Linked DNA regions of Homo sapiens: region 2 is linked to region 1. A link is a loop called in an ENCODE intact Hi-C map of the cell type or tissue named here. Cell type or tissue: mammary epithelial cell. All regions are shown on one strand.

Evidence for each region. Peaks named below come from ENCODE experiments on the same cell type or tissue, not always from the same donor. Only the 100,000 strongest peaks of a DNase experiment are listed, where the experiment ranks them.
Region 2: a loop joins it to region 1, with 15 times the contacts of the local background. A loop is called at or near these places in 3 of 110 quality-filtered maps.

The regions. Positions count from the first base shown.
Region 1 is chr15:94,669,724-94,677,723 of GRCh38, reverse strand. It overlaps LOC105370986 (a long non-coding RNA gene), which reads right to left and starts at 157. Exons shown (of 3, transcript XR_932642.2): 1 at 1-157. In mammary epithelial cell, CTCF peaks have their summits at 3,285 and 7,099 (motif pointing left); DNase peaks (open chromatin) are centred at 123 and 3,343; H3K4me3 peaks cover 11 bases; H3K27ac peaks cover 2,488 bases.
Region 2 is chr15:94,901,471-94,909,470 of GRCh38, reverse strand. No RefSeq gene overlaps it. Among named protein-coding and RNA genes, the nearest start is that of LINC02852, 320 kb to the right of the region's middle. In mammary epithelial cell, no CTCF peak of the experiment used is centred here; no DNase peak of the experiment used is centred here.

The DNA of each region.
Region 1 (8,000 bases):
ATCAGCCTGTTTGTTGATTTGCTGCTCATTTGCTTATTGTGTGTTCATTGCCTGTCTGTCTCCTCCAGATCATAAGCTCCGTCTCATGCCTGGGCCTGTCTCGTGGTGAATCTTCGCAGCCTGAGTGGTGACTGGCATACGGCTGGCACTCAATCAGCATTTGCTAAATGGATGAATAATATTCCGTGACAAATTGTTTTAGCTATCCTTCAGTCTTAAAACATTCTTCTACTCAATACATTTATCCAGTTTCAAAAACACTGACATACTCTCACCACATTATCCCTCTGGTCTCAATACTAAAGTCTAATCTTGGCAGCTTGCCACGCCCCCATGGCTCTAACACACATAATACTTCAGGATTTGACCGCACAGTGCCTTCCCTGGCCACAGCCCAAGAGTCTCCTTCATGCTAATTTACCTGTCAGACACACAGGTTACACCACTCTTCCCACCTCTGGGTATTTCCACTGGAAGGCTCCTTGGCCTAGGAGACTGATTTTCTCTTTGCCCTACCCCCGTGCTTCTATCTCTTCCTAAGGGAACCCCACAGCAATACCATGGAAAACCAGACAAACACAGGGCCTGCCCTCTGGAAACTTACATCTTGGTGAGACAAACAGTAAGTCAACAACCACACAAGTAAAACACAGCAATACAACGTCATAAAGAGATAGCCAAGGCACAGTGAGACATCAGTGAAGCCATCTTTGATAACGTGAGTGTTAAGCCCAGACCTGAGCGTGAACTATCACTATTCTTAATTTTTACTTTTCCTGATCTTATGCCATATGCTCCTTTTTATCATATTTAGGTGTCAGTTTTATCTTTCCTCTTAGTTTTTTGGCTGCAAAAGGGCTGATTTCCTGTGTGATTCACAGCACTGGCGCACCATATACATCTTCATCTATGAGGAGGGCAGGAGAAGGAGGTGGGGTCAGGGATGGGCAGGAGAGGAGTGGAGTCAAGAAGAGAGTCTTTCAGATTAGGGTGCTTGTGACTGAGAATTCGACTCTGAACATTACAATAATAAGGCAACATTTGGCTAAATGGTCTGAGCTGAAACTCAGCACAGGTTTTGTTGCCAGTGCAACACATTATTAATATTTTATGGATGCCACTCACCCTTTCCATAGCCTTAGAATTAGATCAGGCTGATGATTTTTGCATTATTTTTTTGCATCTGTAACTCAAACTGTATTAAAAAGAAAGGATTGCCTAGTGATCCTTTGTGCCTTTCCTTTCTGAAAATTGAGCAGTTGCCATTTAGCTGAGACAACCTTGTCAAGTCCTTCAGGGCCAGCTCTGATTGGGATTTATAAAGCCCAGTTCAATCTGAAATGGCTTTGAAACTTCCCCTGAATAGGAGAGCATAGAAGAGCTCCAAACTGTGCAAGGCCCTCTGAGCTTGCGCAAATGATAAGCAGAGAGACTACCCTGGAGAACTCATAGCCACCACTGAGGGCTATTAAAAGAGAGACAGAGAAGGGTAAGGGAGTGAGGCAATCTCCTCTTTTGAGATGGCCTCCATGAGGACTGTAAATAGCAAAGCATCTCCCTCTCTTTGCTCTGGGCCTGGCTGCTCTGCAACCCTTCCCCAATGCTACGAGTAGAGCTGGGTCTTTAAAGGTCTATCCTGACTGCTAGATGCCAGGCACGTGCAACTTAGAAGGGAGCATGGTTGCTCTGAGGGCAGGGAGGTGACCAGCCTCACACTAGGACAGAAGAGAATGCCACACGGCAGCAGTGAGGTGGAGGGCAAGGAAGGTGAAGGGAATGAGAGCAGATATTTATTGAGCATCTTCCTCAGTGAGCCAGGCACCCTGATAGGCACCTGACAAGGGCCTCTCTTTTATGGTCACTCACAATGCTTCTTGAGATAAATATTAATACACCCGTTTCACGGGTGAGAAAGTTGAACGTCAATCCTGCTGAATGTCTTGTCCAAGTTCACATCACTGAGCTTCAAACCATTTGGCTCCAGTTCTTAGAGAACAGCATCACTGTCTCCCTATCAACTTCTCTCAAGCACCTGAATTGTCCTGAAATTACAGCAGCTAATTGATAGTTGTATTGCAACTCAATGAATGAACTAATGAGCAAAAGCACCAACTCTGGTCTTCTGACACGAAGTTATTATTCATACATTGGGATAATATTAATTATCCTGGAGAGAGGACCCAGTTAGAACATGAACGGAGCCCACGTCAGAATCTGTGACCCTAGGCACATCTGTTAACACTTCTAAACTTCGTAATCTGTAAAACAAAGATTAAAAAATTAAACCACCCACCTCATACAATTACTGAGAGGCTCAGAGGCAATAAGATATTACAAAACCCAGCACAGTGCCTGGTACCCACAGGTGTTAATGCATGTTCTTTATTTCTCCCATTTACCAAGGACTGCATTGGGCTGAATGTGGTGGACATTTGAGTCCATGAGCTGAGAGGTCATGGAAATTCCTTCCTGCTCTGACCCAGGCTTCTCCTGCAGGGTTGAATATGGCCATTGCGGCATGCTTGTCATTTTGATTTCTCTTTCTTCTGGAATAGCATTAAGACCTTTTTTCAGATAGGCTCCAGTGAGGTGCCATGTGCTGAGTCTGGGGCCTGCTATACTGGATTTCCACCAACAAGGGCCAGATTCTCTCTTCGTTAAGATTTTTGGCTTTCTGGACACCAGCAGGTGGATTCTTACATGGAAGGACAGATTTTGCCAGGGTAGGACATGCATGATGTGGCTGGTGGGACTGAAGACCCTGTGGGCATTGATGAAGGCAAGGATGGGCTCAAACACCATCCGAAACCCACACAGATCCACACCAGGTCCCAGCCCTGGACCAGACAATGCAGCAGCCAAATTTTAAAACTTAGAGTCCTAAAACGACATGATTGTTTTTATACATCCAGGCACATCCCTGAATGGGGAGAAAAATGCCAAGTAAGGGGACAATCTTCCCTGCCATTATCACCTCCCTTCATCTGCTCCAGGCCCGAGCTGCCCGGGTTGCCATGGTGATGCAGGGCTGACCTCTCACTTTTTACTCTTCCAGGAGCTAAAAAGGTAAAAATGAGCCATTTGGTAGCAAATGAAAATCAACCTCCTTCAGTTAAAAGATGTTGAATTGCTTTCGCTTCGTCAAACTTAATGTTCCGTAGCCAAGTTAAAAAAAAAAAAAAAGTCAAAGAAGAAGGAGAGGGGGAAGAGGAGGGGCAAAACGGAAGAACGCAAGCAAGAGAGCTCAGAAGCAAGCGGAGATGTTGGCTGGAGCAGCAGTGGCGACTGCAGCAGAGAACAGGGATGGGCATCAGTGCCGGAGGCATCAGACCAGCCTTCAGCAACAGCTTTCTCAGAGCTCACAATTGGGTGCTGAGCCACTTCCTTCGACTTGCCCGGCCTTGTTGGTGCTGGCTCCAGCTCTTTCTCCCTGCTTGTCTCTTTTACTCGCTTTGCAATGGTACCTGGTGAAGCTGGATTGCTGGCTTTTACTTTTCATGTGCAGAGAAATTGGGTCAGGAAATCAAAATATTGATTGAACCCGATTGCGGTAGCTGTTCTAGAAGAGATTTTAGGGGAAGCAAATTACATTCTTTTAACATTATTCAGCCCGTGATTAGGCATGTGCCCCATGCATGAGCCAGGAGAGCGCATTCGTTTGCTGTGATTAATATCCCAAAGTGGCTTTCTCCAGTAACCCAGGCTGCCAGGAACTTGACCACTCAGAGCCTAGCCAGCAGGACCACCCAGGCCAGGGATGCCCCCTGTCCGATTACAAGCACAGGTTGGGCAGGTGCGAGAGCAGTGCAGGGTGGCTGTGGGCGGCCAGCCTGGTTGTGCTTGGGAGCAGGAAGCATCTTGCCGCCTGTTTCTGGCTTTCTGATGTGTGGCAGGGAAGCTGGATATTTGCCCTTTTTCCTCTTTTCTCTTTTTGCTCTTGGTTGATAGAGGACGGTCTCAAAGTCTATCCACCTGCACATCATGTGCAAAGACAGCCGGGGTTATACTTTGGCTTCAAATGATTCATTGGGATTCAAGTGTCTAAGCACGTGGGCTAGAGCTGTCAAACCATCTTCTACATGTGAATTACCCTTAATTATAACTTAGGTGAGAACTACCGATTTATCACTCCCAGACTTGTTTTTAATCCTTTAACTTCTGGAGTTAAACCATTGGATAATGGCAATACTACAAAAAATTAGAAAGAGTAAGAGTAGTTATGGGGAAGGCAACTAATTCTTTTTTTTTTTTTTTTTTTGAGATGGAGTCTCTCGCTGTCGTCCAGGCTGGAGTGCAGTGGTGCGATCTCGGCTCACTGCAAGTTCCGCCTCCTGGGTTCAAGTGACGTTCCTGCCTCAGACTCCCGAGTAGCTGGGACTACAGGCACCCGCCACCACACCTGGCTAATTTTTTTTGATCCGCCCGCCTTGGCCTCCCAAAGTGCTAGAATTACAGATGTAAGCCACTGCGCCCGGCCAAAGGCAACTAATTCTTATCAGAAAGATGTCTTCACAATGTCTTGGAGCAAAACCCTAGGTTTTTTAAGAAGTACTTTAGAAACCTCATGGGCAGGTCAGGGGTCAAACACACAGAAAATTCACTAGCGATCAGTTTCAATAAGTCCAACATGAGAATAAACAAAACCAGGCTATTAAGTGATAATATGGAGAGAAAAATAATGGTGCCCAGATTGATTCATTCATTCAAAATATCTATATTCTTTAGTCGTATTTCTTCAAATACTGATAGTATTTGGCAAATACCTGCTAGTTTGTTTAATAATCCTAGGTCTTATTTATATCATCAGCTTCCGGTGGTCATAAGATTTGCAGAAAGAGCCTTTCTCTGTTGGATTCATAATACGTCCTGGATTCTACCTGAAATCCTTGTCTCTGAAATGTTGGAAGAGACCCTCTTTCATGCCCCCTGCCCCGACCTGGCCACAGGCGCGTACACCTGGTCCATATTCTGTAATGAGGTCTCAGTGGTCATCTTATTCTCAGGGCCCATCGAAAAATTGCATGCTCTGAAGACAGCATAGTTGCATCAAACTCTTTAACTGGCTGGCATTTTGAAAGTTTAAAGGGTTAATGCTCCTAAGAGAAGAAGAAAACACCACGCGTGCGTTTTGATCTGAGGTTCAAAACATACACGCAGATGAAAACGGCCAGCCTCATCGCTACACACAATCCCTTTCTCTGCCTCCCAGTCCCTCTCCTTCCCTCTCCACAATCTTACAGATCTCAGTACGATTAGAGAGCTGCCGATAAGAGAATGGCCATTGGTATTCTATGGTTTCAGTGTAGTCTGAAAATTAAATCCCTATGAAAATAATATATCTCTTCTCCTCTCCCCTACCCCCTCCTCCCTAGAAGCAGCTGCTTTTCACATTTAAATGTAGCAGTGGTAACAAGAGCCTCTTTTATCAGCTACTCCTATTCATAAGGCATTAAAATACACGCCGTTTCCTAATCCCTAGTGCAGCTCTAACAGGGGCTTCAGCTTTGTGCTGAAATAGCACGTATCTTTTAAAAGTAGCTGATGGAAATCATCTTCCAAACCGAATCAGTCTCTTAAAAGCAGCTCTCCCCAAGCACAGAACATAAATAGAGTCCAGGACACAGTGTGTGTCCAGCTCCCCTCTCCACTGTAAAGGGTTTGGGAAACAATGGCTGAGTTTGTTTATAAGTAGCCCAAGCGACTTGGCAAGCTGCTTCCCTCCTCTCTCTTCCCTCCCACCCCAGATCCCATACCCATCTTTACAGCAGCACCAGTTGCAGCGCCTCTTCTGGGAAAGGCATTGCTACTTCTGTGTAAGCCAATAGGCATTTGCTGAGCAAGGTCACTTTCAGAGGCAGCTCTTTCTGGAGGCAGCATCTACAGGAACGGTGGGCCAGGGGCTGGAGGCATGGATCAAATAGAAAATCACCTGGATTCCTGGTTAATCCACAGGCCTCAAGAGGAGTGCATGCGGGGCTGGTGAATTCCATAACCATGAGAGAGCTATTTTGTAGGCAGGTAGCTGATAGAAATGTACACAGCCATATGACACATACGTATATATATATAGTTTACATATAAACACAAGTATACACATATTTGTCCGCATCAGACAGTACTGATTCCCTGCACAATCACCTAGAAATAGCATTAGAAGCACTATTAACACAGAGGGAACATTTCAAATACAAACAAGAATAAGTAGCCTGAATTATGGTTAACTCTTGTGGCTATCGTTTTATTGAAATTACGTCCTGAAATTAACTTTTTCTTATATGTTAAAATTAAGGCTGGCCCTTTAAAAATAATTTATTTTTTGAATACTCAAGCTTTCATTCCGATATATCTGTTTTTCTATTTTCAGTAAATTAGGGGGTTTCTAGTCTCTGGTTTTATTACTAATAAAGAAGAGAAAAAGGTAGCAGAAATGTTTGTTGTATTTTGTGTTCAGCTTTATGTTTATTTTCTTTCAACTGCTTATAGAAGAGATCTCAGGAGGAAAAAAATACATCACATTCTTCTAACATTGTTTTACTCAAAGTTTTATTTTAGAAGTGTAATTATTTTTTTCTCATGGTAAGTAAGTGTTGCTAGAAGTGTTTTGGAATTTTAAGTTCCTCTGGCAGATATCTGTTTTTCAATTGCTGTGAATCTTTTTTTTTTCTAATTCTCTCTCTCTTCTTGATTTGAAACTGAAGTGCTGATGAATGTTCTTTGCCTTGTACAATAGATATCTTTTTACTTATAAAATGCCACAAAGTTATAAATTAGGAGGACTATCTACATGATAAGATTTTCTCCCTCCCTCATGTGCCAGCTAAATGTTGAAGAAGGCTGATAGGAACAGAAATAACATGTTCAAGGGAGAAATAATCCAAATAAATATATACCTTCATTTCATCTCTTTTGAAGAAAGTGTCCATCTCACCAAGGTTGTAAGGTTTTTAATAAAAGCAGAAAACTCTTCAGGTAATTATAAACGCCCTTTAATACTATTAAAGGAAAACGTAATTCCAATCATTGAGATTTATTGGAAATCTTACTTTCTGAGGCAGTGGCAATTATCTCTGAATCATGGAACCTGACTGCCCTCTTCTGGTTATAAACAGAAATAGGAACAGCCTGGAAGAATTCTATCACTGACAATAGGGTTATGTCTAGGAAATCTACGATAATAAGGAAATGTCCACATTCATATTAGAATCTGTGCCTGACAGGAATTAGAAACTGAATAATCTAACTTCCTCATGGCCCAGAATACAATGCTTTCTAATTGTTTTTTGACAGCAGTTCTGACTTTTGTACTATTTTATTTTATGTTTGGAGCCCTCAAGTCAGACCCAGGTGTTCAACTAAAGCTAAAGTGAAGAGCAGTAATTACTTTAAAATGTCCACAACTTTTTGAAAAACTGATATTAAGGGCAGCCAAGCATTCATAAATATTGCATTTGGGTTGGAGAAGAAATTCACTTTTATCAAAAGCTCAAAAAGTAATAATTGTCAATAATTAACTAGACTATATTTTAGAGATTAAAAGGTAACATAAAACTTTTCTCATATAAAATTAAACATAATGAAAATAACTATTATGTAATGCCATAATTACATGGGATCTCACTGGTTACTCGATAGAATGATCAATTGAGTAATCTTAGATCCATCCATTTTCTCCCTTAATCTGTATTAGGTGACATGATTTTCCATGTTCATACCATAATTAAAAAGCTTTGAATTTCTTTCTTTTTTTCCATTTTACCGCTGAAAAATGGTATAATGAATTCGGGATGATTGATAATTCTAGATAGAGGATCATTAAATGCCAACAGAAAAAAAAATTATGTTCAATTATAATTGTGATACTACGTCAAACAGATAGAGGAAATCCTAATTCTGAGCTCTATTAAAATGCACTTATTTCAATTTCCAGTTGCTATGTATGTCCTATTAGCAGCCTGACATTTTGAGTAGTACACTAATTCATATGAATTGGGTTTGAAATG
Region 2 (8,000 bases), 230 kb before region 1:
CAGCATTTATAGAGAAAAGAAATCCCAACCAATAATTCCATATTCTATCAAACTAAGCTTCGTAAGTGAAGAATAAATGAAATATTTTCCAGACAAGCAAGTGCCAAGAGAATTTGTTACCACTAGACCAGCCTTGTGAAAGATCCCTAAGAATGTTCTAAATATAGAAACAAGAGAATGATGCCTGCTACCACAATAACACATATACATAGTGCACATACATATATACATACATACACAGAATACATAGGGTACATAGCCCACAGACCCTGTGAAGCAACCACACAATAGAAACTACAAAGCAACCAGCTAACAACTTCACAGTAGGATCAAAACCTCATATTATCAATATTAACCTTGAATGTAAATGGTCTAAATGTCCCACTGAAAAGTCACAGATTGGCAAGTTAGATAAATATACAAGAGTCATCCATGTGCTGTCTTCAAGGGACTTATGACACATGTAATGACACCCATAGGTTCAAAGTAAAGAGTTCACAAAAGATCTACCACACAAAAGGAAAACAAAAAAGAACAGGAGTCACTATTGTTATATCAAATAAAACAGACTTTAACCCAACAACATCAAAAAAAAAAAAGACCAAAAAGGGCATTACATAAAGATAAAGATTTCATTTCAACAAGAAGACTTAACTATCCTAAATATATATGCACCCAACATTGGGGCACCTAGATTCATAAAACAAGTACTTCTAGACCTACAAAAAGACTTAGCCACACAAAAACAGTGGTGGACTTCAACACCCAACTGACAGAATCATATAGATCACTGAGGCAGAAAACTAACAAAAAACCTCTGGGCTTAAACTTGACACTTGACTACTGGACCAAATAGATATCTACAGAATAGCCCACTCATCAACTACAGAATATACATTCTTCTCTTCTGTACATAGAACATACTTCAAGTTCTACCACATGTTTGGCCATAAAGTGAGTCTCAAAAAATTTTTAAAAATCCAAATCATATCAACCATACTCTTGAACCACAGTAAAGTAAAAATATAATTCAATATAAAGAAGATTTCTTAAAACCACACAGTTACATGAAAATTAAACAATTTTCTCCTGAATGACTTTCGGGTAAACAGTGAAATTAAGGCAAAGGTCAAAAAATTATTTGAAATAAATGAAAACAGACACAACATACCAAAATCTCTGGGACACAGCAAAAGCACTGGCAAGAAGAAAGTGTACAGTGCTAAACATCTATCTCAAGAAGTTAGAAAGAGCTCAGATTAATGAACTAGCACCCCAGCTAGAGGAACTAGAAAAACAAATACAAAGTAACCCCAAAGCTAGCAGAAGAAAAGAAACACTAAAATCAGAGCCAAACTCTTGAAAATTGGGACCTAAAAATTCATACAAAGACTCAAAAAAATCCCAAAAGTTTGTTTGCTGAAAGAATAATCAAGACTGACAGACTGCTAGGTAGATTAACAAAGAAAAAAGAGAGAAGATCCAAATAAGCAAAATCAGAAATTTAAAGATTTAAATGTAAGACCTTAAACTATAAAACCCTAGAAGAAAACATACCCTTCTTGACGTTGACCTTGGCAAAGAATTTATGGCTAAGCCTCCAAAGTCAATTGCAACAAAAACAAAAATTGACTAGTGGGATCTAATCAAACTAAAGAGATTCTGCCCAGCAAAAGAAACTACCAACAGAGTAAACAATCTACAGAAACAGAGAAAAAAATGTCCGAACTATGCATCCAGCAGAGGTCTAAAATCCAGAATCTATAAGAAACCTAAATCAACAAGCAATAAGCAAATAACCCCATTAAAAAATGGGCAAAGGATATGAACAGACACTTCTCAAAAGAAGACATACAAGTGGCCAACAAATATATGAAAAAATGGTCAACATCACTAATCACCAAATCAATACCACAATGAGATATCATCTCACACCAGTCAGAATGGCTATTACTAAAATGTCAGAAAACAACAGCAACAACATATGCTGCCAAGGCTGTAGAGAAAAGGGAATGTTTATATACTGTTGGTGGGAATGTAAATCAGTTCAGCCACTGTGGAAAGCAGTTTGGAGAATTCCCAAAGAACTCAGAACTGCCAATCAACCCAGCAATCTCATCACTGGGTATATATCCAAAAGACAATAAATCATTCTACCAAAAAGACATACACACTCATATGTTCATTGTAGCACTATTTACAAATAGCAATGGCATGGAATCAACTAGATTCTCATCAATGACAAACTGGATAAAGAAAATGTGGTACATATACAGCATGGAATACTATACGGTCATAAAAAAGTGAAATCACGTCCTTTGCAGCAACATAGATGGAGCTGGAAGCCATTATCCTTTGCTAATTTACACAGGAACAGAAAATCAAATACTGCATGTTCTCACTTATAAGTGGGAGCTAAACATTGGGTACTCATGAGCATAAAGAGGGCAACAATAGAAACTAGGGAAGGAAGGGAGGAAGGCAAGGGTTCAGAAATGGACTATTGGGTACTACAATCAGTACCTGGGTGGCGGGATCAATTGTAACTCAAACATCAGCAACACGCAACAGATGCAGGCAACAAATCTGCACATGCACTCCCTGAATCTAAAATAAAAGTAAAAAAAAAGTAAAAAAGAAAAAAAGAAGCAAATATAGAAACCAGCCATGAACTCAGCGAAAATGCTTGCAAAGCATGTATCTGTCAGAGGACTCTTATCAAGAATTTATAAAGAACGCTTGTAACCAAATAATAAAATAAAGTCTTCTTAAAAAGTGGGCAAATTATTTGCGAAAATATTTCACAAAATAATGTATATAAAATACAATAAAGCTAAAAACACATTCAAAATTACTAGTCATTAGGGTTATACAAATTACATCTACAATAAAATACCATCAGGCACTCACTAGGATAGTTAAAGTTTAAAAGTCTGTCAATATCAAGTACTGGTGAAGATACAGAGAAATTGCAACTCCCAAATGTTGCCTGTGGGCCTGCAAAATGGTATAGCCACTTGAAAAACCATATGACAGAATTTTATAAAGTTAAACCTCCACTTATATGACCCAGCAATCTGACTCCTAAGTATTTACCCAAATAAAATGATAACATAATTTTACAGAATGACTTTTATATGTATGTTCATAATATTTGTTCATGGATGAATCTGAAGAACATTATGCTGAGTCAAAAAAATCAAGTCCACATGACAAACATATTGTATGATCTCTTATATGACATTCTAGGAAAGGCAGAACTGCCATGTCACAAAGTAGATTATTAGTTGCCCATGCCTGGGCAGCAGGGGAGGGAATCAACTACAAAGAGCTAGACGCAGCTCTAGGGTGAGAAAAATGCTCTGTATCTTGATTGTGGTGGTGACACGATAGTATACAATTACAAAAATTTATTAAGTGTATACTTAAACACTGCAAACTTTATTGTTTGCAGATTGTGCCTGAATAATAATAAAAAAATTCTGACAGCCATTTAAAAAAATTATTGCAGCTCTTAGAGACAGCCAGAATATATCTGCTGTCTTTTTGCAGTGTAGAAGGCTGGCTTGGATAGTCAGCCATGAAACATCACTATGGCAAAAGGGAGGGACTTTTCTTTCTGAGACAGAGCCTACTGTCTCTGGGGTACCAAAATTTTATTCTTCTAAATATGAATCTGAAGGCTGACTTCTGTCTGTGTAACCCTCAGATTATTCATAACTCCTTGGACAAACTTTGCTTCTGGGCTCTGTTTTTAATTATCATTTTCAGGTACTCTATGGGCCCAGATTAACTTCATGATTCTTTTTTACACTGAAACAACAACTGAGTTGAAAAAGAAACACTGCTAATGGATTTGACTACTACTTGCAGGTAAATGCAGTTCACCAAATACGCTTATTTCCCCATGCATTTTTATCCGTGAACCGTCCACCGATCCTTTCCACAGAGAGCTCTTAGTTAACTATTGCTAAATTGGAATCTCAAAAGCAATTCTGACTGAAAGAGCACCATTTCAATTAAACGAATAATCAAATTGAAAATGTTATTTGAATAATTTGAGTTCTTAAATTAAGCACGCAGATTTTTTTTCCCGCAAGTAGGCTATAAATTACATTTTCTGCTACATTGGCAGTAAACGGGTAATTAATATCTCAACTTTTTCCTTCTCAATGTTGATTCAAACAATACAATTAAATAAGCACAGAACATGAATTAGCACAGCTATCCCAGATTAGATGTGATTGCCCATCTCCTGTTTATCCTATTTTCTCTGGAGTGGGTGCGTCCATGTTGAGTGCAGCCTGGAGCAAAGAGGGCATGTTACACTCAAGACCAAAGTTTACATCATTGTGGAGGCAGCATCTGAAACTTTAGTAACATAATAAAATCTATTAAATAATTAGCAGATTTTTTGACTCTATGTAAATATGTTTATATAAATATAGCATAGTGTATTTGTTATATTATTTCCATTGTAACTGGCTTACCCGTTGGAAGAAGATAATTTACTAAGAAACTAAAAAGTTACTCATACAGTTTCTCTTTATGCTTTCTTTATACTTTAGTTTTATACTCTTTATACTCTAGTTACTCTTTATACTTCCTAAATGTTCTATTATTTTGCTAAAAAGAGCCATGAAATGCTATGTTAAAGTAGTCATAGCAGGGCTTTGTGTGTGCCAATCACTGCTATTGAAGCCACCTCTGCAAAAACTGTAACTGAGGAAATTATAACAGTGAAAGATTTCTCACCTAACCAACTCTATCTTGCTTCTAACCTCTAAGCTGTCCTTATTCATTCCTGAGCATAGGCTGAACTAACTGGGAAAAATTTGGATTACAGTTTAGCTTTGAAACACAGATGATAACAGTTCTTTCCCCAAATAAACCCCCTTCTTGCCTGTAGTCCCAGCTACTTGAGGGTAGGGAGCTGAGGTGGGAGGATCCCTTGAGCCCAGGAGGTCCAGGCTGTAGTAAACCGAGATCGCACCACTGCACTCCAGCCTGGGTGACAAAGTGAGACCTTATCTTAAAAAAAAGAAAAAAGAAAAAAAATTAGAAATTGTGGTTTAGGAATCATGCAGCAACTGGCTGCAAGATTTCGAACCTCCCCCAAAGTGCTCCTGGGAAAAACACCACTGTTGTAAAACGTAAGATCAGTGCTTGAGACGTCTGGCAGACCCTGGTTCCGATGCACCAGCTGATGCCATTGGGACCAATAATCTGGCTCATCCAGTTCTGTGATCCCATCCAGGAACAGAAGAGGGCAAGAAAAACTCACTTTTACCCCCTGTGATTTCTCCAACCTCACTAATCAGCATTCTCCACTTTCTGACTCCCTACCCACCAAATTATCCTGAAAAATGCTGATCCCCAAATTATCAGGGAGATTAATTTGAATAATAATAAAATTTGAGTCTCCTGTACAGCAGCTCTGCATGAATTAAACTCTTTTTCTATTGCAATCCCCCTGTCTTGAGAAATTCGCTCTATCTAGGCAGCAGACAAGGAGAATCTACTGGGCAATTACCTTATAAGTGCTTTAGACATACTAATTATTTTAAGTTTCCTAATAACCCTAGAAGAATGTTACTTCTACTATTCTCATTTAATAGATGCCAAAGCTATGAAAAGAAGGTTAGCTATTTGTCCAAACTCACTGAGCTGGATAGTGGCAGAGCTGGGATGGAACATGGGCCACCTCTCACCAGAGGCAAAGATATTCACCACCATGCGAGAGGGCCTCCCACAGTATGGATTCACCCATGCAAGTTTATCCTGAAGTGAGTGTTTTACTTCATGGGTGCAATACAATTCTGATGCTAACTACTGGTAGATAGGTCAAATTTCACAGGTAAAGGGCAGAGTTCTCTCTCAAGCTCATAAGCTCCAGGGTCCAGGACATACACATTTCTGACCAACTAGCTAAGAATTGGGGGATTTTCACTACCCCTTTAGGTTTGATAATTTCCGAGAATGACTCACAGCACTCAGGAAAGCACTATACTTCTGATTACAGCTTTATCGTCACAGATACAAATCAAGATCAGCCAAAGAAAGAGATGCATGATGCAAGGTCTGGAGGATCCCAGACATTGAGCTTCCATGTCCTCAGTATTGTCACCCTCCCAGCACATCAGTGTATGATTATCAACCAGGAAAGCACACATGAACTTTGAGGTTTCGCGTCTCTATTAAAGTCTATTACATAGACAAGACTAATTTCATCACTGGGTACATGACCGAACTCAATCTTTAGCTCCTCTTCTCCCTCTGGATTTCAGGTCTGGCTGATATCACCAGGCTTAAAGCCCCAACCATCTAATGACATGGTTGGTCTGTCTGGCATGGCCAGCCCTCATCCTTTATCTAGGGGCCCACCATGTATAGTCATAAACTCACTAGCATAAAGTCAACTATGATTTAAGGGGTCCATTATGAATAACAAGGACAATCCTAGCACTCTGGAAATTCCAGGGATTTAGAATCTCCCTTCTAGGAACCAGAAACAAAGAGTCTGCAAATTATTATACAACAGTGGCTGAATCCTGTGAGCACTTGCTTTCTCTTGCAGCCCTGTCCCTCACTAGCATTCCTTGAAAGGCCACAACTGAAAATTGTCCTAAGGATTATTCCATCCAGGAGCAGTTCTTGTTTCCTATTAAATGAGCAGCATCTGTCCAACCCAAGAGATGGCTTTCAAACAGCAGAAGATAAAATCTACCATCCCCACTGTGACCCAAATCAAGAGACCTAGTGTAGGAATAAAAGTCAGCCCTTCTCTGTCTTCTTTCACTCCCTACATCTCTAATTGTTGGCAACCTTTAGGTCTCTTCCATCTCTACCCCTAAGTATCAGGCTCTCACATCATTGCTGTCCTCTCACAGGGCCCAGGATTGACACCGTGCCCACATGTGCCCTGTCTTATTTCTTGCAAGCCACGTGTTTGTGTTTTATCAAATTCTCCATAGCCTCTAGTCACTATTTGGTGTCGCAGGACTTCGAGTTACTCTCAGCATTTACACGTATTTCAAAAGGAAGACACGATCACAAATTTAAAGGACTGGGCAGTGGCCTCCAGCATATTTACCACCAAACTGCCTAATTTTGTTTTTCCAATGAACATAGTATCCCACTCTGCTGTCTCTTAATCAAATAACAAAATACTGATTTTTGGCTCTGAAAGGTGGTGGGGGAAACTTGTGTTTCTTCTAAAATCTCTCCTCATTTGGAAATAATCTAACACATTACAATCAGACTCCTAAGTTACATTTACATGTCAAAATATCATTAACATATAAAAAAGTCAGTAATGCTTTATGGAAATAATTTGTTCCATTTTAATACCTTCTAGGTCTTTTAATAAGAAGATTCTTCTTGGTTGTAAAGGTATTTTCACACCACTTTAACACTACTTAATTTTATCTTTGACTTTTCTGTGCATTCACTTGCTCATTAAATTAACGTACAACTCTTGCATTCAAGGTGTGAAGAGGTGGAGAGGTAAGAAACTAGTGTAATTAAACAAGGATCTTGACCCTGCTAAGCTGATACACCTGTGGTAAAAAGTAGACCCATGATTTATTACAGTTGAGGGGAGCTTAAAATTCACTTTCTTCAGTATCATGCCCAAGGCAGAAATAGTGCAAAATATCCCATTCACCTAGCTGCAGTTTGAGCACTTCCAGTCAATTTTTCTTCTTCTCTATTAAAAAATGTTTAAAGAATATCTCTCCTTCTTCATCCCAATTCCATCCTACAGAAAAAAACCAAAACAATATTATTGCTTGTATTAAGTAAATCTCTCCACCAGATTCTAATAATTGGTCCAAAGTCCGTGCTCATACACTACACAGAATAAATCTCAACCCTCCTCTACCCTACCAAGTATTAAGGAGACCATTTTCTTCATGGCCTCTAATGCTACTGCTCACTGGCAAAACTCTTTGTTTCAACTGTTCCTCACATGTCATAGTTTAAGATGCTTGGTCATCCTA